Linked DNA regions of Mus musculus: all the other regions are linked to region 3. A link is a loop called in an ENCODE intact Hi-C map of the cell type or tissue named here. Cell type or tissue: heart. All regions are shown on one strand. Each heading gives the region's core, and the rest is flanking DNA. Links, peaks and the distances in the headings are about the cores only.

What was found. Peaks named below come from ENCODE experiments on the same cell type or tissue, not always from the same donor. Only the 100,000 strongest peaks of a DNase experiment are listed, where the experiment ranks them.
Region 1: it touches region 3 in a loop (4-fold over the local background); 16 of 42 quality-filtered maps call a loop at or near these places.
Region 2: it touches region 3 in a loop (5-fold over the local background); 9 of 42 quality-filtered maps call a loop at or near these places.

The regions. Positions count from the first base shown.
Region 1 is chr17:88,021,427-88,029,145 of GRCm38, forward strand. All of the region lies in intron 1 of Fbxo11 (F-box protein 11), which reads right to left. Among named protein-coding and RNA genes, the nearest start is that of Fbxo11, 41 kb to the right of the region's middle. In heart, for the core only: a CTCF peak has its summit at 3,952 (motif pointing right); no DNase peak of the experiment used is centred there.
Region 2 is chr17:88,283,819-88,291,537 of GRCm38, forward strand. The region is part of intron 3 of Gm31615 (a long non-coding RNA gene); the gene reads right to left. Among named protein-coding and RNA genes, the nearest start is that of 1700116H05Rik, 20 kb to the right of the region's middle. In heart, for the core only: CTCF peaks have their summits at 3,809 and 4,022; no DNase peak of the experiment used is centred there.
Region 3 is chr17:88,507,684-88,515,402 of GRCm38, forward strand. No RefSeq gene overlaps it. Among named protein-coding and RNA genes, the nearest start is that of Ppp1r21, 19 kb to the right of the region's middle. In heart, for the core only: a CTCF peak has its summit at 3,797 (motif pointing left); DNase peaks (open chromatin) are centred at 3,488 and 3,758; H3K4me3 peaks cover 313 bases; H3K27ac peaks cover 362 bases.

The sequences.
Region 1 (7,719 bases), core at 1,833-6,832, 490 kb before region 3:
TCACGGGTTTACAGAATATAGTTTATGGAAATTTACAGTAGTTATCCCCTCCACACACATAAAGAGCATCTATCCAAATTACTTACTAGAGACATAAATCAGACTGGAAATCGTCATATCTGTGCCGGTAACAACCGTGTGTTTAGAAAGAGCTCCAAGTATCAGAGTGCAAAGAACCCACCACTTGGCAACTGTTTCTAACACAGTTGGGAACCACCTCAGCCTTTTCCAAAGTAAAAGTACTCACGAATAAACTGAAATTAAGACAACATTTATTTTAAACTTTATTTTTTTTTAACCTAAAGCAGAGGCATTTAAGATAGAGAATCCAAAGGTAAGTATTGTAATCTGCTTTTGAAAAGCAGGTTTGCCCTGCCATACAATATGCAGTCAGACCATTCTCGCTATATTTATGTTACAAAATTTCAAAACCTCACCATTCAGTAAGTACAGTGCTACATAGTACCCTGCAATGATGTATTATATATATATATACAGTGCTACATAGTACCCTGCAATGATGTATTTTATATATATATATACAGTGCTACAAAGTACCCTGCAATGATGTATTTTATATATATACAGTGCTACAAAGTACCCTGCAATGATGTATTTTATATATATATGAATGATTATTAAGCATAGGTAAGGGTGTGTGCTTGGCGTGGGGTCAGAAAAGGTGGTGGGTGCTCTAAGGCTGGAGGTGCAGGTGGTTACGGGGGTGGGGGGAGGATGTGGATGTGAGGAACAGAACTCAGATCCTCTGCACAAGCAGCAATGACTGCTGAGCCATCTGCTGGCTCCCATTTTATTCTTACAACCATTCAATATTTAACTGAGGCTGGAGACAGCTCAGCAGTTAAAGAGTACTTGTTCACACAGTGGACCCAAATCCAATTCCTAGCACCCACACAGCAGCTCACACGCATCTATAACCCCAATTCCTCCCTTTGGCCTCCTCAGGGACCAGATACACAACTGATGTCATCACCTAAACTGCATACATGAGAAAAGATAACTGCTAATGCCCCTGCGTCCTATCTGCTCTCTTTCTTCCAATAAAGTAGCTGTCTTAGATGGTACCAGCTCTGCTTAGCTGTCTATAGTTAACTATAACACAGTACAATTCTAGTAATGTTTCTAAAGAAAACCGAACCAAACCAAACCAAACCAAAACCCAAAAATACCAGCATCACTTAACAAGGCAGCCATGACTGTACAAATCTTCAATGGCTAAGGCAGAAGGATAAGCAGTTTGTGACCAGCTAAGGTTTTATTTGCTAAATTGCTAACTAAAGCACTATCTAAATACAAACTGTACTAAGTATTATGAACTACACTTATTGCCAGTAGTATTTTAGAGGCTTGTAGAAAAACTACAATGTAATGGGGCATAGAAGAAAATCCGTATTAACTGGAGACTCTTTAGTACAACGTAAAGGTACAAGTTCTACAAAGACTGGCCTTTGTTTAGAATCTGGTATTAGTCCTGCTCTGTTCAGAAATTTGTGTGTTTGTGTGTGTGCACACGTATGGAAGATATACGGTAATGGCCTTTATACTCTTTTTCAAATTGTTTAAAATATTTTGACAGCGTCTCTCTGACTTTGGAGCTCACTCGCTGGCCAGTAAGCTCCTGGGGCCTCTGTCTCTGCCTCTCCAATACTGGGATTACAGACCCATGCTGCTGGGCCTGTATTCTATGGTTACTGAAGATCTGAACTAGCTCTTCATGCTTACACAGTGAAGTATTTTACCAACTAACTGAGGCATCTCCTGACCTTAGTTTCTCAATCCTTTTGTTTGTTTGTTTGGTTTTGGTTTTTTTGAGACAGGGTTTCTCTGTGTAGCTCTGGTTGTCCTGGAACTCACTCTGTAAACCAGGCTGGCCTGGGACTCAGAAATCCGCCTGCCTCTGCCTCCCGAGCGCTGGGATTAAAGGCGTGTGCCACCACTGCCCAGCTCAGTTTCTCATTCTTGAACTTCATTTTCCCTTTGTCTACAAAATGGAAATAACTAAGTAGGCCACAAGTTGGCTCAGTAGGTGACAGTGCTTATAGGATGACAATCTGAATTCTTTTAATGCCCAGAGTCCATGGTAGAACAACTATGGAAAGATGTCCTGACCTCTTATACACACACTCACACACACATTTTAAAAATGGAAATGTGTCAGGGCTGGAGAGATGGCTCAGAAGTTAAGAGTGCTGGCTACTCTTCCAGAGGTCCTGACTTCAATTCCCAGCATCCACATAGTGGTTCATAACCATCTATAAGGAGATTCAGTGCCTTCTTCTAGTATGAAGGCATACATGCAAGCAGAAATCTGTACACAAATAAATCTTTAAAAAATTTTTGAAATGTGTCATGGTTAGATATCTTAGTAATTATTATCTAGCTGATAATAGTGCCTGGTAAAAACAACATCTCAATACTAGCTATTTACCTAACTGAGGTGGGACACTGAGTTCGAGGCCAGCCTGATCGGAAACAAACAAACAAAACAAAACAAAGCAAGCAAGCAAGCAAACAAACAAACAAAAAAACCCTACCACGTGGAGGCAAGTCTTTCAATTAAGACAACAAATTTCCAAGTCTATATGCCTAATAGTACATGCAAATTTTCAAAGACTACAAAATAAGGGCACAGCAGTTAACTGTAGGTACTGTCCCTGCAGAGGACCTGAGTCATTACTCACAACCACCTGTATCTCTAGCTATACAAGGATCAGGTGCCTCTAGTCTCTGGGGGCACCTATATTCATGTATAGACATGGAGACATTTGTTGAGACTTATACCTGGAAATTACTAAACAAAATAATATACAAATTGCTACACTAGACAAAGTACAAGATAGATCATGTAAGACTTAAAGACTATGACTACAAAATACAATGCTGTATTTGTATTGGAAATAATTTATATAAAAAGAAGCTATACATAGGCATATGTATATGCACATGTGTATATCACAGAAGAGATGCAAGGGTGATTAGAAGTTAAAGCTAGTATAAGCTACAGAGTTGGAGTTGAGATGTAGCCTGAGGGAAATGAAAACCCTGTTTAAGAGCTCTGGAGAGGGGCTGGAGAGATGGCTCAATGGTTAAGAGCAATGACTGCTCTTCAGAGGTCCTGAGTTCAATTCCCAGCAACCACGTGGTGGCTCACAACCAGAGTGGGATCCGATGCCCTCTTCATGTGTCTGAAGACAGCTACAGTGTAGGCATAAACATGAAGTAAGCAAATAATTTATTTTTTTAAAAAAAGCAAGCTCTGGAGAGATGACTCAGCTAAGTTAAGAACACTTGTTGGCCCTACAGACTACTCGGGTTCAATTCTCAGAAGCTACATGATGGTCGACAGCCATCTGTAACTCAAGTTCCAGTGCACTTCGTCTCTTCTCTTTGGGCGTTAACCAAGCACATGGTGCACATACATTCATTTACACAACACACACATAAAAATAATCATAATTAAATCAGTTTTAAAAATTAAACAAACAACAACAAAACAACAACCCTGTTTTGGGGCTGAGGGAAAGGTGCTAAATACATGCAGTTTAGAATTATGGGGGGAGTGTTTATTTGAATGGACAGCAGTGGAACTATATAGGTAAGAAACAAGCCTATGTAAGATAAAAAAATAGGTGTTCAAAGACAAGAATAGGCATAAAACATGACTGGAGGTGTGGGGACGAGTGGGCCTTTCCCTCAGGAGCCGTTTTCATGGAGACTCTGTAAGCGAAGTCTTTAGAAACTTACAGGCACTGGGCGAATATTCAAAACCAGCAGAAGTACAAAAGTATTTGTATGCAAGTCTATAGTCTCTGTCAGATGCAGAGATCAAGGCAGATAAATTCAATTTTGTGCTTATATGGGCAAAAATATTAAACGTATTTTAATCTCCTTACAAGTTTTATCAATGTAAATGGAACATCACATTACAGAACAGCAGATGGCGCCAAAATGTCACTTAAAATGCTTCTCTTGGGTTACTATAAATGAATACAATTAATTGAAACTGAAGGTGGGACCCAGGACCCATCATAGTAAAATGGAAGAATATAAGTCAGAATAATAAGGTATTAAGCTTTTATGTGGCACGTTATTTTAAGAGAGGCCACATGAGACAGTCTGCCTGACTCTCGAGTGCTGGGATTCTCTTTTTCTTGCTGTCCTGTCAATTTTTCTGTCTGTCCACCAACAGTACAGAATCTCTTTTTTTAATAAATCGACAAAACAAAACATCTATATCTATTTTTAAAGTAAACAGACACTTAATGGAAGACTTTGTGTTGTCGCCCCCCCCCCCAACAATAAAGTATATAGGGTTTTAAACTATGTTAGGTTGCACAGAAAAGTCAATATTGTTTCTGTCTCTTGGTGTTATAGGATTTCTGAGCACTTAATTCCAAATAATTACAATATTTACAATATTCTCTGGGTAGGCAAGAGGCTTAGTGCTAAAGGCACTTGCTGGGCAAGGCTGGCAGACACACATCTCCTCAGTTTGATCCCGATTTTACGCACACGTGCACACAAACCCACACACTAGCCCCCTCCACACACACATACCGACACACACTTAAAAACTTCTACCACTGTTCCAATTGGTTAGCTCTTGCCAGAAGTCACATAACCAGGATATTAAAAATTGACTATTTCACACTGATGGCTAGCAAATGTAAATGTCAATTATGAATATAAGATTTTAATCCCTATCTTAATTAAAAATTTTACCCTGGAATCTGACCAACATTAATCAAAAATTTAGCCTTGGGGTCAGCAAGACAATGTCAGTGGATAAAACACGGCACAAGCCTAGAGACCTCTTGCTCCCTGGAATCCAATAAAGGTGGCAGGAGAGAGCCAGCTTCAGAAAGTTGTTCTCTGGCCTCCATGGTACCACAGCACCACAAACACTTCAGAGAAAGATAAAAAGATACGACAAACCATAATCACATAGTCATTTTGCTCCACTGGAAAAATGAGGGGTTCCCCACCCCATTTTTAAGGCTGAGACTTATGGTCTCAAACTCAGCTGCACACCGAGTGGCCTGCAGACCATAAAAACATCTGATCAGCCACTGCAGCTGATCTCACACACCTACTACCATGGCGGAACAGGTAAGCCCAAGCCAATCTCAGGCAGCATTTCGTCTTATGGAGGGGAGAACGTGGAGGTTGTGAGATGGCAGATGGAACCCAGGTGAGCACTGTACTGTGCCGTATTGTAGGGAGGAAAACCAGACTGCCATGCTGACACACTGCAGCTGTGGAAAGTCAGAAACAACACTGGCTCGATGAGGCTTTTTATGTTTAAATGCTGGATCAGATTTAATTTACACCCGAAAGTATTTTGAATTTTGAAAAAGCTCCACAGCTTAAGACAGAAAACCAGGAGTAACACAGACCCATGGAAAACCAGGAGTAACACAGACCCATGGTATTAATGAAATCAGGCAACTTGGAGAGATGTGGAGAGCTGAGAGGAAGAGTGAGAATAACAACGCAAATTCAAGTCTCAAAACATGCACAATGTATACTTCTGTCTTTGGATCCTCCCTTAACAGCAATTATCACAGTCCCAGGCCTACTACTACTAATCAGCAACCAGGACAATCTTGTTCAGAAGACTTAACATTAACGTTAGTTCTGAATATAAGATGTTTTGCTGCATTAGAGTCTGTGTCAATGTAGGAAATAAAATCTAAACTGTCAAACTATAGAGCAGACAACAATGACCAGGCCAGCAGAGGCACGCCTGTAACCCCAAGAACGTCCCTAGTCAGAGAGTGAGGCAGAAGACCAAGGTTTCAAGGCAAGCCTGGGCTACAACACAGGGAAAGCCTCATCATAAAAACAAAACAAAATAAAAACTTTCCTCAATAAGCTAATTATTAAATAAGAATTCTACAGGCAGTGGAGGCGCAATGCCTTTAATCTCAGCACCTGGGAGGCAGAGGCAGGCGAATTTCTGAGTTCAAGGCCAGCCTGGTCTACAGAGTGAGTTCCAGGACAGCCAGGGCTATACAGAGAAACCCTGTCTCGAAAAAACAAAAAAATCAAAAAACAAACAAACAAACAAAAAACTACTTAAGCCTCTTTTTGGGGGGTAGGGTAGGGGGAGTGTCCTGAAATAATCAGTCACTAATTTTATAGAATATGTTCTAATTTAAGGTTGGCAGATAACACAGCAAATAAAAATATATTTTAATTTCTAGTTAAATAGCTCATTTAATGGGTCTGAAACAACTCAGTTATAGAAACCTTCAGTGCACTCTATATACTCTGATAATGAAGGCATTAATTTAGTAGGATGCCCTAAATATGATTTAGGCTTCTAATATAGGAACTGTCTCAGTCAGGGTTTCTATTCCTGCACAAACATCATGACCAAGAAGCAAGTTGGGGAGGAAAGGGTTTATTCAGCTTACACTTCCATACTGCTGTTCATTACCAAAGGAAGTCAGGACTGGAACTCAAGCAGGTCAGGAAGCAGGAGCTGATGCAGAGGCCGTGGAGGGATGTTCTTTACTGGTTTGCTTCCTCTGGCTTGCTCAGCTTGCTTTCTTATAGAACCCAGGACTGCCGGGCATAGTGGCGCACACCTTTAATCCCAGCACTCGGGAGGCAGAGGCAGGAAGATTTGAGTTCGAGGCCAGCCTGGTCTACAGAGTGAATTCCAGGACAGCCAGGGCTACACAGAGAAACCCTGTCTTGGGGGAAAAAAACAAAAAACAAAAAACAAACCCAAAACAACAACAACAACAACCTAACTGGGGTTATAGTACAAAATTGTTCAAGTATAGATTAATTTTTTAAGAAATACAGCATCTGGGCTGGCGAGATGGCTCAGCAGGTAAGAGCACTGACTGCTATTCCAAAGGTCCTGAGTTCAAATTCCAGCAACCACATGGTGGCTCACAACCATTCATAATGAAATCTGATGCCCTCTTCTGGTGTCTGAAGACAGCTATAGTGTACTTATGTATAATAATAAATAAATCTTAAAAAAAAAAGAAATACAGCATCCTTCACACAAAGATAAATCTAAAACAAGATTTACAGTTTTGTTTGCTATTATTAAACAAATAATTAACAAAAATAGTCTATTTGCTGGAATCTTAAGCTTACCTCAGTTAAAAAGTTATCAATTTGGTCATGTTTACAAAAGCATGTGAATAAAACTTCACTGATATTCAGTTTGTAATACCAAGTTAATTATAATAAATAGAATCCATCCTAAAAAGTATTTCTATTCATTAAATAAGTTAGCTGTGTGCTAGGTATGGTGGCAAATGCTTAAAATCCCAGCACTTGAGGCCCAGGCAGGCAGGCAGGCAGGCAAATCACTATGAGTTTGAGGCCAACCTATTATCCACCAGGCCATGATATTGAGACCCTTTTTCAAAAACAAAATCAAAGCACAAAAAAATTAATGTGTTGTTTATAAACAATAGTGGCTTCTGTCAAGATTGAGTATAAATCCATAAAAGTTAGGTAAATAGCTAGTTTATTCAGTAGGTCAATGGCAGATATATACATTAGGGATTTTAACACAAAAGAATGGAGAAACCAGAACACACTTTCTGCCTGTTTTTGCAAAATGTTTTTGTTGTTGTTTTGTTTTGTTTTTCTGTGTAGCCCTGATTGTCCTGGAACTCACTCTGTAGACCAGGCTGGCCTCGAACTCAGAAATCTGCCTGCCTCTGC
Region 2 (7,719 bases), core at 1,833-6,832, 220 kb before region 3:
CCCCAAGTTAATTCTGATTGGTGAATAAAGATGCCAATAGACAATAATTGGGCAGAAGAGACATAGGTGGGGTTGATGTTTCTCTGGCTTGTGGGAGAGAAGACCACAAGGAAGTGGGGGGGGGGGGAGAAGGGAGCCATCATGGAAGAAGTGCAGGAGGGAGAAGAGTGGTATAAGAGCAGCCCAGATGGAACACAGTAAATAATAAGTGATAACTGGGGGTTATCAAAAGTAAGATTCTAAGAGCATGGAGGGTAAGCAGCTGCCCAGCTATTGTGCTGCCTAAGACATATTTAAAAATATAAAGACTGTGTGTGTGTGTGTTTCACCTGAGAACATAAATGACCTAAGGTGCGAAAAAGCTCCATGCCAGGGTTTGTAATATACTTTACTATAAAACTAGACTTTGGAAACAAGTCTCTGGCCCAAGAGTGTGTCCTAAATTACTTACATTCCAGTGGTGTATCTATCTGAAGCCAGGTCTGAGTATAGGGTAAACCATGGGTTGACGGAACTCAGTTGTGCAGAGCTTCCCATTACATCACCATTTCTGGCTTAGCCTTAGCTTCTATTAAGAGTAAAGATGAATTTTTAGGAAACTTTGTTCAGGCTGAAGTCTAGGAGGGAGTAGTTGGGAGGGATACTGATGCCAGAAGTGGGATACAGTGCTTAGAAGTGATAGAATAAAGAAAGCTAGAATCAGAGGTGATCCTAGCTGTCCACTGAGATCTCCTGGAGGTATGTCTCCTCTCCCGTCATGCAGGGAAGACCTGAGATATAACTCTATGTGTATTTCATGGTAAGGTGAGGAAGTGAAAGAGCCTCATTTCCTCATTTCCTGTCATGGAGGGCATCAGAAGTCCCCACATAACATGGGGAAGCTAGACTCTAGGGTGAGGGCTGAGCTGGCTCTTCCACGGGGGCATGAAGGAGGGGTAGACTGATACTGGTTTAACTCGGTGGAGCATATACCCTAAGAGTACCTGGTATGGTCTGTCTGTGTGTCTTACTCCTCACTCACATGGTATGATCCTGACCCTGAAGTAGTTGGGGGAGAGGACCTTATTGGAGGTGACTGGAGGTAGAATCCTCCCACAGGCGGTCAGTGTGGCATGTAGAACCGAAGGATCTCTTCTGCTACTTGGATAACACAGTTAAAAAGTCCCCACCTATGAACCAGAATTAGTTCTTTACCAGACATCGAGCCTGTGGACTTCCTAACATCCAGAGTAGTGAGAAGTAAATTTTTGTTGTTTATGAACCGTCCTATGTGCAGTATTTTGTTATAGCAATCTGAAAGGACAAAGATCCTGCCAGCTCCTAATCAGGAGCCTTACTGAGTCAAGACAAGGAAGCACAAGGCCACCAACCAGATCGCTACCACCAGACTAGATGGGCACAGATTCCCTAGCCAGGTCCTTCCCAAGGCCAGGCCCTCCTTACCTGCATAACAGACACCTCTTAAGAGATGTAAGAACTGAAAGAAAGAATCTACAGTCCTGAGCAATTGACCAAGGATGATAAGCTGCCCAGGGGAGACCCAGTCCTTACTTAACTGGCCTTCACGCTTGTTCAGGAAGACCCCGTGACAACGGTAGAGAAGAGTGACACATTGGCTGTGGTATTTTGTTTCTTCCTTTTTTTCATTTTGTATTTCTGAGGTTTAAAAATAAAACTTTATTTGCCATTTGTCAGCTTCCCATAATGTTGTTGTTCATTTTCTTATAGTTCTCTTCTTCCCTCATCTACTGTTTGACAATACAAGCTGCCAGATTCTGAAAGACAAGAGGTTTCCTTTTCCTAACTGGAAGTAGTTTTACCACAGTCTTCTGACTCTATTCCTCCTTCATACATACTTCACTGTTTTATAACCTCCAAACCATTACATTTTCCTCAAATTCTTCCTTGCCCTTATAAAATGTCCTTTGCCGTGGTGGCGCACGCCTTTAATCCCAGCACTTGGGATGCAGAGGCAGGCGGATTTCTGAGTTCGAGGCCAGCCTGGTCTACAGAGTGAGTTCCAGGACAGCCAGAGCTACTCAGAGAAACACTGTCTCGAAAAACCAAAATAAATAAAAAATAGATAGATAGATAGATAGATAGATAGATAGATAGATAGATAGATAGATAGATAGATAAAATGTTCTTTTCCAGTCATATTTAATGTGTGCAAGCTTGAAGTCTATACGACCAGATCATACCTTATGTAATGTGTGCAAGCTTGAAGTCTATACGACCAGATCATAGTTTATGTAGTGTGTGCAAGCTTGAAGTCTATACGACCAGATCATACCTTGGGTGCTCCTGCTCCCTTGTGCATTGGAGCCCGATGGCTACCTTGACTAAGTAGGCATCAGGTGGTTTAAAACGACAGGGCTGGAGGCTGGAGTATGAAGCTGTTGACAGAGACCTGTTCCTCTGAAGGTCATTGTGGGGGCATTCTTCTGTCTCCAGTGGGTCATGTGCTCACTGGACTCCTGCTGGCCTTGGGTTTATGCATACTTCTCTAATAACACAGTCATCTTCTATTTCAGTGTCTGCTTTTGTAGCCAAATGTCAGCATTTTATAAACACATGGGTCATATTGAGTTAGGATTCATCCCAATGACCTCATTTTGACTTGATTATCACTGTAAAGACCCTATATTCGAGAAAAAACACATTCTGAGGTATTGAGGTCTGATGTTTTGTCTGAGATTGTTTTATTGACCAAGACTCACTATCTATCTCAGGCTTACCTTGAACCCAAGATCTGTCTACTTCAGCCTTCTCGTTCTAAGTCTACAGGTATGCGCCATTGTGCCTCATGTGTCCAATTTAAACACATTTAATAGTTTGATTCTTCCTTTATTTTATTTTTGAGACACACTCGCATATAACCCAGAGTAGATGTGAGCTAGCTACGTATTAGAAGATGACTTTGAACTACTGAGCCTCTTGCCTCTACCTCTCAACTGCTGGGACCCAGGTGTATATCACCAAGCTGGGTTTATGTGGCTCTGAGGATCAAATCCAGGCCTTTGTCCACGTTAGTCAAGCATTTTATCTACCGAGTCACATGCCCTGTTAGTTTCTTGCATTTTTTTTGTCTCCTACACATCTATTTTTGTCTCATCACACTTCAGTGTTTGTTTTCTAAGGTATCAAAACTTGAGAGGTTGGATAGATGGCTCAGCATCTATCCAAGAACACATACTGGTCACCAAGGAACCAGATTCGCTCCTAGCACCCATATTGGGTGACTCACAACTGTAGCTCTTGCTCCAAGGAACCCAAATTCTCCAGCTTCCCTGGGCACCAAGCATGTGTGTGGTACACAAACATATGCAGGCAAAACACCCAGAGTCATAAAATAAGGCAAGAATTCTCAAAGGTTGGGATCCAGGTTATCTTTCCACCCGTATCAAATGACTATGTTTCCAGCATGGCTCAATAACCTTCCTGCACAGTCTGCAACCACACTGGCTTGGTTTTTTTAAATTTTTACTATGAATTGTGTTTTATTTATGGTTTGCACACTGTCTCCTACATGTTTTCTATCTTATGCTATTTTGAGATCTTTATTCCAAATTTAATTTTGATTCATTTGAAGAAGTTCTCAACCAATCTTTTTTTTTTTTTTTTTTTTTTTGGAAAGCACATGTTTCTAAATAATTTCTGTTTGTCCTATTCCATTGTGTATCTGTCTTTTGCTTTTTATATAAATATGATGATGACTTGGCTCAGATCAAAGGCTTTATCTGTCAACTCTGTCAGCGTTGTTTAACTAGTCTTGAGACTACTATTCACAAATGAGAAATATGACCCCAGCCTTACTATCTTTTCATTTGACAACTCCATCTATCTGAAAGCTTCCAAAGTTTCCTGTCTAGTCTTTGGGTTTAGGAATTTTCCTGGGATTTGGTCAGGTTTGTGTCTTTCTTCTGAATTCTACCTGGCACTTCACAAGCCTTTCCCATTCTTTTTTTTTTAAGTTCAGGAATATTCTGTTTCTCTCCTTTCTGTTTCTTTCCTTTCTAGTGATGGTTAGTCCCATGTCAATGTGACACAAGCTAGAGTTATCTGAAAGGAGGGATCCTCAATAGAGAAAAATGTCCTCATAAGATCCACCTGGAGGAAACTTTCTTAATTAATGGATGAAGGGGGAAGGATCAGCCTGCTGTGGGTGGTGTGATGCTGAAGTCCTGCTTGGCTATGTGGAAAGGGATGGTGTAACATGGTTTCTTGCCCCTGGAAAGTAGCCAGCAGGGCATGGGCCTCCACTGATGTTGATGGTTGCTGGGTGTAAGACTTGTTTGTATAAATCTCAGCACTTGGGAGGCAGAAGCAGGCAGATTTCTGAGTTCGAGGCCAGCCTGGTCTAGAAAGTGAATTTCAGGACAGCCAGAGCTATACAGAGAAACCCTGTCTCAGGGAAAACAAACAAACAAACTTGTTTGTATAAAAAAATATATTTTTGACTTCATGCTCCTCATTCAGGAAATATTCTCCCTGGCAAGGTTATTGACTCCATGATAATCAGAAACAGTACAAGTCAAGTGCAGAAGGCAAGGGTGTATCTATGTCCTTAAAAAAAATGGAAAATGCTGTGACCTTAAGGCTGTGGGAAACAATTCTGAAAACATGAGTTCAAAAATATACAATTTCTCATCTATGCAAAATATAAGGATGCATTATAAATTATATGAAGGGCTTCATGGACCTAGAAGAACAGAGGCAGATGAACTATGACCCAGCTTGTCAGAAAAATACAAAGTCAGGCAGATTTCTGAGTTCAAGTTCAGCCTGGCACAGAGTGAGATTAGGCTCAGGCGTGGTAGGAATGGCATTCTCAGAGTGAGATCCCACCTAGCTAGCTTATTGTCTGTACTTACAAAGGCAAGCAGATCTCTGAATTCATGTGCAGTGCTAAGGCTTGTTAATTCTTTCTAATAATCAGGGGGCTAGGGTCAGGGGATGCTGAGTCATGGGGGCTAGGGTCAGAGGATGCTGAGTCATGGGATAATCAAAAGGGACCTGGGGTAATGACTGAATTTGTAAATAAGAGACTCGACTTTTGATCTGCAAAAGATGAGCCATCCAGAGAGTTTTTAGAATTTCAAGAGCGCTGTCTTCAGAAAGAGCTTTCTGGAAAGCTGTCTCAAGCTGAACACACACACACACACACACACACACACAGACACACACACAGAGCAATCTGGAAAGCTGTTGAGCAGAACATAGACCATCAGTTTGTACCCCACAATTAACTTCAAGTAGTTCTTTTTGACTCTTTCAAACACCTCTTCTCTTGGGAACCCCTCTTCAAACAGATGCTGGCCCTTGGCAGTACCAGACCTGGGCTGATAGTCCTAGATTCTACAAGGAAGCAGACTGAGCAACCCATAAGGAGCAAGCTAGAAAGCAGCCCTCCTCCATGGCTTTTATATTAGCTTCTGCCTCCAGGTTTCTGCCCTGCCTGAGTTCCTGTTCTAGCCTTTGGTGATGTACTACAATGTAGAAATGTAAATCCAATAATCCCTGTCCTTCCCAACTTGCTTTTTGGTCATGGTATTTTGTCACAGTAATAGAAGCCCCAAATAACTAACTTACTGAGATATTTCCTTTCTTTCTATTGGTCTCTTATAGTACAGGTTGGCCTCAAATTTAACCTGTAGTGGAAGATAGACATTAAACTTCTCATCTTTCATCTTCTCAGTGCTGAGACAATATTTCTGAGCTATTTTTGTTACCACAATATATATAAATACATATGTAAATATATATTTATATGTAATATATATTTATATTCATATATGTATGTGTGTGTGTTTCAATTCTTGCTTAAGGTATTGTACCTATGTAATTCATAAAAATACAATGTTAAATTCTAGTCCCTTAAGAAACTGCTATTATATACTGTTCAGGTGTTCAGGATAATAAAGAAATGCAAGTCACTCAATCAAACTTGTGGTCATGTTAGATGCTAGTTTAGTTAGTTATAGAAATATGTATCCTAGTTGAACAGATAGTAGGTAGCTATAAAAAAGCAACATTTACTTATTTGAATATACTTTAGATAGATGGTCTTCAAACACCTCAGAGATCTACAAAATACGGCACTTAAAGCTCTTTTATTAACATAAGGCTTTTCACGACAGTGAGACATGTCTGCTCCTTGGCCACACCCCAATACTACTTCAAAGAAGATGATCAGCATCGAAAAACCTCCTTATGGAGTCTGCTTCTTTGTGGCAAGCTGCCATTGGGCTAGAAACTGCCCTTGCCTCAACTGCAGACAGCATGCTGTCCAAACTGGACAGATGTGATTCAGGGAAGTCAACTGCCGAACTTTGCTGAGAAAAGATAAGCAGTCCTTCATATTTCTGCTTTGCAGAAAAGTCTGTCAGATATTCTGGACCAGAAGGCCAAAGACGGATGCTCCAAAAACACAGAGAAGCCTTGGGTGACTGTCTAGGTAGCCAGCAACTTTGGTCATCGCTATAGTTTTGGAAGCCACATCCCTGTACTTCCTGCATACTCAAGGTAATATTTATTTCTTCTCAGGTCTCTGATGAGGTTGAAGACTAGATAGTTATAGTCTTACAATCAAGCTTAAATTGTTTTTGATTTGAGAAAAATTTTAAAGTCTACGAAGTTATTTTTAGGTTTTTAAACACAAGTTTGGATAGAAAATGATTTAAGTATAGAGTTATAAATCCACCAAGATAGGATAGATAATAGAGTACTTTTTCCAAGGTTAACGAACACAAATGGACTGGACATTGTGAATATAATTTCACTTGATAAGTTTTCATAATTATTATTATACGTAGCTTATTAATATAAGACAAAGAGCTGTGGACTAAAAGGGGAAAATGTTGGGGGTATGTGCACTGTGTATTCAGATGCTGACTTCTACGCCTAGACATCTGGTTACAGTCTGGACGATGGCCTGGTCAAGCATCTCCAGTCTCTATGTGATGTAAGAATTGTTTCCCATCACCTCTGATTGATTAATAAAGAGCTGATCAGTCAAATAGCTGGGCAGAAGAGAATAGGGCAGGACTTCCAATCCAAGTCAGAGGATCTGAGAGAGTGGAGAAGGACCATGAGGAAGAGAAGAGAGTGGAGAGACCTTGCGGAAGGGCCAGTATTCTCCAGGAACAGACTCCAAGGAAGCAACCAGCATATTGTCAGTAGCTTGTTAATAGAAACACTGGCTTTCTGTGTCATTTATTTAGGAACTAAAATAAGTTAGAAACGGCACAGAAACTCCCTGCAGCTATTTGGGAGCAAAGGGGGTGTGGAATCAAATTTTGGGCTTTGTGCGAGTTGGTTAAGCACTCTACTACTGAGCTACACTCCTAGCTCCAGAGTTGTTTTTTTCATTCAAGTTGGTGAGAGGACAGTTGTCTTCTGAGTTTGTGAAATTTTGTTGTATATGTGTGCTGGCTCATCTTATATCAACTTCACACACAAGCTAGAGTTATCTGAGAGATCCTTAATTTAGAAAATGCTTCCATGAGATATGGTACTTTCTTAATTAGTGATTGATGGGGGAAGGCCCAGCCCATTGTGAGTGGTACCATTCCTGGGCTGGTGGTCCTGGGTTCTATCAGAAAGCAGGCTGAGCACGCTATGAGGACAAAGTCAGTAAGCGGCAGACCTCCAGTGTTTCTGCATCAGCTCCTGCCTCCAGAATCCTGTCTTGTTTGAGTTCCTGTCCTGACTTCCACT
Region 3 (7,719 bases), core at 1,743-6,742:
ATGGAGCCATTTGACTGCGGGCCAGCCTTTGCTTTCCTGTTTAGCAATGGAGGCATTTTGTAAATGATTTTCTTTTTTTATTTTTATTTTATTTATTTATTTACTTATTGGTTTTTCGAGACAGGGTTTCTCTATGTAGCCCTGGCTGTCCTGGAACTCACTCTGTAGACCAGGTTGGCCTCAAACTCAGAAATCTGCCTGCCTCTGCCTCCCGAGTGCTGGGATTAAAGGCGTGCACCAACACGCCCGGCTGATTTTTTTTTTTTTTTAAGAACAAATTGTGGAAGCATGCAGAAAGTGTGTTTGTAACTTTCAGTGCTATTATTGCTATTATGTTGCTCTCAGCCCAAATCTCCTTTATCATGCTCAAACGATCATTTTTTCTGTTAACCAAACCGTTTGACTTACATCTGTCGTTCTAGGAACATTGTCATCCATCACAAATACTTAACTGCAGATAGATGTTTATATTTCCATTTTTAAAGCTCATTTATTGTATATAGCTCAGTCTAAATAACCGGAACTGTAATCTCATAAAAGCTAAAAATGAAAGGGAATTTGTAAAATTTATTTTGCAAGCAAATAAGGTGTAAAAATATTATCAAAAATTTTCACAGGGATGTTGTGGGATCTCTATAAAAACAGCAACTTTTTTTTTGGCGTCTAGCTAGCATGTAATAAATGAAGTCACCACAAAGTTTATACTTCCAGAAACAGGCATGCCCTCAAAGACATCTCTCTCTCTCTCTCTCTCTCTCTCTCTCTCTCTCTCTCATGCGAGTGCGTACATGCGCTCTCGCTCAGAGTCCTATACTAACGAATCTCTGTGACCCAGGCCCAAGTCCTGAGCGCTCTCTGCAGCACACCTATCGCAGAGCCCTGTGTCTAGTTCTGTCTGTTGGTTTGTCCAATGCTGCCTTGGTACCTGCATCTCTTTGTTTCCTGTTCCACAATAGGTTACAAGCTTACAAGCACCACTTTCCACAGTGTTCTCTTCTTCCTAGAGCTTCGTACTCTCCCCAAAACTTTCCTTTAACCTTGGCGCCTCCCTGAATCGTTCTCCTCTGTACTCCACCATCAGTCTGCCAAGAAATCCAGGTGTATTCAGTCATGCCCAGAACCTGCTAGCTCCTCGGGGCCTCCTCTACCGCTCACCTCTGAGACTGTCTTATTCCCCCACTACCAGACTTCCCTGGAGCCGGGCTTCTACCCTACTGTCTCCTTTAGTCCCCGCAGGCTCTGCCCTCAGCACTGCAGCAAGTGTGACCCTGTATCAGGAGTCAGACACTGTCAGCATTAGCCGTCCTGAGCGGCTGAAGCTGGGAGCTGATCGCTCCTAGATCTCTGCTCAGACTTTACACCTTTACATACACCGGTGCCTGGTGGAATCAGCAAAGCTGCAAGCTAGTGCTTTGATTTCTCTTTTAGAGCCGCGTTTCCCAGTAGCTGGCCACTCCCACAGTTACCCCCTTTGGAACAGTTCAGAAAGCCTGCCCATGCCTTCTGCTTCTCTCTCTTCCTTGCCTGTGCCACGCCAGTCCCTCCCTTTGCTGTTCCCCAAATGTGCTGCACACCCTCTGCTCCCAATGCCCAGGGCCCCGCCCCCAGGCGCCTACACCTCTCATCTGTGAGTCACCATTCAAGAGTCACTTCTCCCTCTCCAACTCCCCTGACCTCTTCCCCTTTCTACTGCCAACAAAATTCTGACTTAGTGTAGCATGCATCACTAGAATGCCCCTCCAGGAGGTCAAGTATTTGACTGTCCTCTGTACAGCTGTGTCCCATAGCTCAACCCAGTGTCCCTCGGTAAGCCACTCATGTACCCACTGACTGGGGGACCAGATCAGTTCCCATCTCCTTTGTAATCTTGCCAAGCTCTACACTTCTCTCCACCACGGGAGCGTCTCACTCACTACCCAGCCCCGACTGTGGCTGTATATGAATTCTTCAGTACCTACCTCAGTGCCCAGTGCACATGACAGCCAGAATTTTTTTTATATTATATATTTTTTAAAGATTTATTTATTTATTATATGTAAGTACACTGTAGCTGTCTTCAGACACCCCAGAAGAGGGCGTCAGATTTCGTTATGGATGGTTGTGAGCCACCATGTGGTTGCTGGGATTTGAACTCCAGACCTTTTGGAAGAGCAGTCGGGTACTCTTACCCACTGAGCCATCTCGTCAGCCCGACAGCCAGAATTTAATTATCACAGTCCTCGTGATAGCACCGTTTGGATGGCCCGGAGTGGGCAGGGATCAGGAGATTTGGAGAATGTGGGACAAAAGATGGTGGTCTTCTGTAGTCTCAGCTTTGAACATGACAGGTATATTCTCTCTCTCTCTCTCTCTCTCTCTCTCTCTCTCTCTCTCTCTCTCTCTCTCTCCTTCCCTCCCTCTCTCTCCTCTCTTTCTGGATAGGGCTAACCTAGAACCCACCCCCTAAGTAAACAAGGCTGTCTTGGAACTCACAGAGAGCCACCTGTCTCTGCCTCCCCAGTGCTGGGATTGAAGGCGTGACTACAGAAAGCACCAGAAAGGGGAAAAAAAAAAAAGTATCCTTTGTCGTGCTCCTCCCAATCTCTCTCATCAGCTGTCATTCCTGTCTTTGCGAAGCCTTCCTCTCCCTTGCTCCCCAGGCCTGTTTTGTACACAGAGGCAGTGCCTCAGTGATGAGGGGCTTTCAGAAGGTTTCTTGTTCTCAAATACTTTCTTACATCCCAGCGCTGCGATCCTTGGGGTCTGTTTGCACAGTCTCAGGGGAGAAAATGACAGACGTGGAGGATATTTTTAATTTTCAAATGGCTTTATGGGGGTTCAGTGCTTGCCTGGCATAATGATCCCAGCACTCAGGGAGGCCGGAGTTATAAGTCACCCTTAGATTTTCTTAGAGATCCAGGCTAGCTGGGCAAATGAGTGTGTATCAAAAAAGCAAACAAGTCGTTATGTCCCTTAGAGTTTAGTGAGAGTCAGAAGTGTGGGGATGTATGACTGTAGTTAAAGCTTAGACAGAATTGCTGGGAGTCCGCAAAGCACCCTTAACCTGAACTCACAGGGTTTGGGAGAGAGCGTTGGATGTAGCTGCTTCATAGAGAAAACCGGGCAGCCGTCGGTGGAGTGGGGGTGCGGGCAAGGGGTTAGAATCCACACTGACTGAATTGTACGGATCTGGGGGACAGCGGTCAGACTGAGACAGGCCTTCAGCACCCCGTATTTCCAAGGGCTTTCTTGAACAGGTTGGAAATAGCCCAGGCAAATCGCATTGAGAAGGGTGCTTCAACTCTCACCCTCTCCTCCAGCCCCTTGTCCTAGTCTAAAAGCCTTGCTTGTGTTTCTGAAGGTGGCCCGGAACTCGCTGGGTTCCAGGAAGAAAAGGCCGAGGGGGCTGCAGCGTCTGGTCTGTGACCCCTTACTGCTTTGGGTCTGTTCATCCCAGCCACAGGTGCTCCCCGCCCCCAACGCTGCCCAGGCCGCCCAGGACAAAGGAAGGGTTGTGCCTGCATAAGAGGGCTATTTGCCTCCTTGCCCAGCCATCACGTGAGGACAAAGGGTCCACACCCTAACTCAGCTGAAAGAGTGCAAAGTGTCCCAACACGCCCTGCAAAAGGACTTACTGATTTTCCAGTTAAGAATTTGCCTAACCTGTTCTGTTCAAACAGGCTAATTGTTTCCTGAAAAAGATGAAGTCACTAGAGAGACGTGCCTAAACAATTGCTACCAGTGGTCATGGGCGTGCCTCAGATTGGTAACCAGTTTCAGGACTGTCACCTCAAGTGGCTGCAAATTTGGTGATGGCGCGCTCCCTGGTGGCAAAATGAGGTTATACCAGGCAGAAAACAGCTTGAGAAAGCCAATGGAACGGAGACCTTGAAAATAGGGAAGAGGGGCGATAGGTTTGTGGGACGTTTGTGGTTTTCTTTCTTTCTTTCTTTCTTTCTTTCTTTCTTTCTTTCTTTCTTTCTTTCTTTCTTTCTTTCTTTCTTTCTTTCTTTCTTTCTTTCTTTCCTTCCTTCCTTCCTTCCTTCCTTCCTTCTTTCTTTCTTTCTTTCTTTCTTTCTTTCTTTTTTTTTTTGGTTTTTCGAGACAGGGTTTCTCTGTATACTCCTGGCTGTCCTGGAACTCACTTTGTAGACCAGGCTGGCCTCGAACTCAGAAATCTGCCTGCCTCTGCCTCCCGAGTTCTGGGATTAAAGGCGTGTGCCACCACGCCCGGCTTGTGGTTATTTCTTAATAAATATCTGTTGGCTGGGCTGGGGCATTGAGTGGTTAGTGGGTGGACCGGTGGTTCATGCCTGCCATCCCATCCAGCTCTTGGACCATGGAGTGAGGAGTCGTCAAGGCTAATCTTGGCTTTTACAGCAAATTCTAGACCAGCCTGGGACTCAAAACCGACCAACAAAAAAATGAAATATAACCCACCAGGTGTGTGGATTTTAATAATAAAAGTGAACAATCTGCCCAAAGCCGAAGCAGAGAAGGGGTCTCTAGTCTGATCGACATTACTGCGACTGAGTCTCCTGTATTCCGAAGACTTTTTTTTTTTTTTGGCTGTGAAATTTTTAGAATAGACACTAGAGAAAAGTGAAAATAACTATTAGGCCCGTGTGTCAGAACATGGAGTTTGGCACACCCCAGTTTTTGCCACTCCCCTTACTCCCGTTTCCTTCTTCCCTGCACAAATGTAACCCATGTGAGTATTATGTTGCTTTACCTTAAGGCTGTGGGATACGTTGTTGGAATGGAGGGGCTTTTCTAGCACACTTCGCCACATCTAGTATACACTAGAGTGGTCTACTGGGGTTGCACTCTGCTCACCTTGGGATTTTCTTCAAAATGTTTCTCAATTGTTTGTGGGTCCCAGAAGTCCACACAGCACTGTGTTGCTCTGTCTCTTAGTTCTGTGCCCTGCCTCTCTCTCTCTCTCTCTCTCTCTCTCTCTCTCTCTCTCTCTCTCTCTCTCTCCTTTTCTCTTTCACCCATCCTTCCCTCCCTCAAATAACACTCCCCTACATACACTGAAACACCCAGCTAGGGTTTGCAGGCTAGCTCAGCAGGTAAAGCCACTTGCTGCCAAGCCTGCTAACCTGAGTTCCATCACCGGAGGGCCACATGGTGGGAGGAGAGAACAAACTCGGGCAAGATGTCCTCTGACCTCCACATGAGTGCCTATAGGACACACACATGCTTATCCCCACACATAGACACATAGATAAATAATTGCTATACATTTTTATAAACAAACGCGTAGTCGTTCCACACACGGTTGGATGAATTTTGACAAGTGTGCTGCAACTGATCCTCTTTCTTCCCAGGCTAAAGAACATGTCCATGACCGCACAGAGTGGCCCCTATGACACTCAGTGAACACTGTTCTTGGTTCTTTTGCTGGGTGTCTTGCCTGCTCTAAATCCCATATTAAGAAGGTCATTGCAGAATGCTGTGTGCTGCTTTTCATACTCTACATGATGCTTTGAGTTTCCCCCACACCGTGGTTCATTCTTTTCTGTGGCTACATTGTATCCTATCCATAGATATCCACTGCTTGGCAGTTAGACTGCTTCCAGGTGGAACTGCTATAAATCAAAATGCTCTGTCTTTTCATGTGTCTGTCTTTGTGTGCATGTGTGTGTGTGTTCACATGTGTTTGTGTGTGTCTATGTGTATGTGCATGCAAATCTGTGTGTACATCTTGTTTTTTTGTTTTGTTTTTCAAGACAGGGTTTCTCTGTATAGCCCTGGCTTTCCTGGAACTCACTTTGTAGACCAGGCTGGCCTTGAACTCAGAAATCTGCCTGCCTCTGCCTCCCAAGTGCTGGGATTAAAAGCGTGCGCCACCACTGCCCGGCTACATCTTGTTTTATTGTAACAAAGCATCTGAGTGCTTTTGTATCTTTTTGTGTTCTCACTTCTCTTGGTCTTCCTGCTCCTCTCAGATAACTGGTCACAGTATCTGTAACGCTGTAAGAAAACCCTATACTCTTCCTCACCTGAGACACTTCTTGTTCTTCCTCTACTGCAGATGTGTAGTAGTTTACTCCTCTACAGAACAACCTCTTTATGGTGTCCTTCTAACCCTGGGTTTCCTGTGAACTGTAGATCTGAAGCCCAGGAGAAATCCTTTGGTGACAGCACCAGAGGTGTGCTGTTGTATAGTTCTTCCCCATACCACAAGCCCTTCAGTGCTGTCTTAGCCAGTGTTCTATTGCTGTGAAGAAACAACAGCAGCTCTTCTAGAGGAAAACATTTACGTGGGGCTGGCTTCCAGTTCAGAGATTTAGTCCATTATCGTCATGGTGGGAAGCATGGTGGCGTGTGGTCAACATGGTGCTGGTGAGGTAGCTGAGAGTTCTACATCCTAGTTGGGATGTAGAAGGAAGAGAGTGAGACACTGGGCCTGGCTTGAGAATCTGAGACTTCAAAGCCCACCCCCAGTGACACAGTTCCTCTAACAAGTCACACTTACACCAACAAGACCATACCTCCCAAGAGTGCCACTCCCTGTGAGCCTAGGGGGGCTATTTTCATGCAGACCATCACACAAGGCCTAGTTGCTGTCCCTCAGTTCAGACACAGATTCATAGGCCAGGATGGTGCCCCATCCCTGCCCAACTCCCTGTCCCTAATGGACTTGTCAGCAGTGGTATTAGATGGCCTCAGCCTTCAGTCAATTATTCTGTTAAAAATTATAAAACAGTGGTCTTAAAAAAACCTACCACTTTTCCTGCTTCTGCTTTTAAAAACTTCCTTTCTCAACTTCTTGGCGTTTAGGGAAGGCACTTGCTGTCTTTAACTGCCCTTTTTTGTCCTTGGTTTGTTTTTAATGGTATATTTATTTTCCTACATGTGCCTGCATGTATATCACACACCTCATGAGTGCCTGGTGCCCACAGAGGCCAGAAGAGGGTGTCAGACTAGAATTATGGAGAGGTCTGGGCCACCATGTGAGTGGGTGCTGAGAATAGATCCTGACTTCTCTGCAAGAACAGCAAATACCCCTCCAGCCCTGGGCTTTATTTGGGTTACTTACAGGCACGGGTGAGAGCTACTTACAGCAACAGAGATGATTCAAAAATAGCTGCAGCACCAGGGCCCACACAGAGGACTGCTACATCCACTCCAGTAGTGACAAGCACCACAGGCCCCGAAAACCTGGGCGCTGTCCTGAGGCGAAAAGTTCACAGAAACTTAGTCTCCTGGAACCATGGCATCCTGTATAACAAATGCTCCAATGTCCTTGCTTTAGTTGATAAACGGATCTGTGTGCCTTCCCTTAATATTGCTTTATTACAAGTGCTCTAAGGATTGATATTTTGACATATAGCTAAGTTAGATTCTAGGCAGTCCTTGAGCCGACCCTGGGCATGGATAGCTAAGTCACTGCCCTACACAGAAATTTACCATTATCTCAGAAGAAGAAAGTTTGTGATCTAAGAAGGAACCAGAGTAGATACTTAGAACTATAGATAGCTGAGTTATACCCATACACACGTATTCACAATGGCCTAGGGGGAAGGTGGACTATACTATAGACTAGAATAGGAACTATGGCAAGGGCACGAAGCCCTTGCCCCTGGCTTTTAAGATTAAGTGGACCTTAGGTGGAGCTGTTTTTGATCCCAGTTGTTAACATTGAATTTTATCCCAGTTGGTTCCTGCCAGTCCTTCCGTGTTTGCATTGCTCTGTTTTGAATAAGAAACCAGTAACCTCTTTGTACCTTG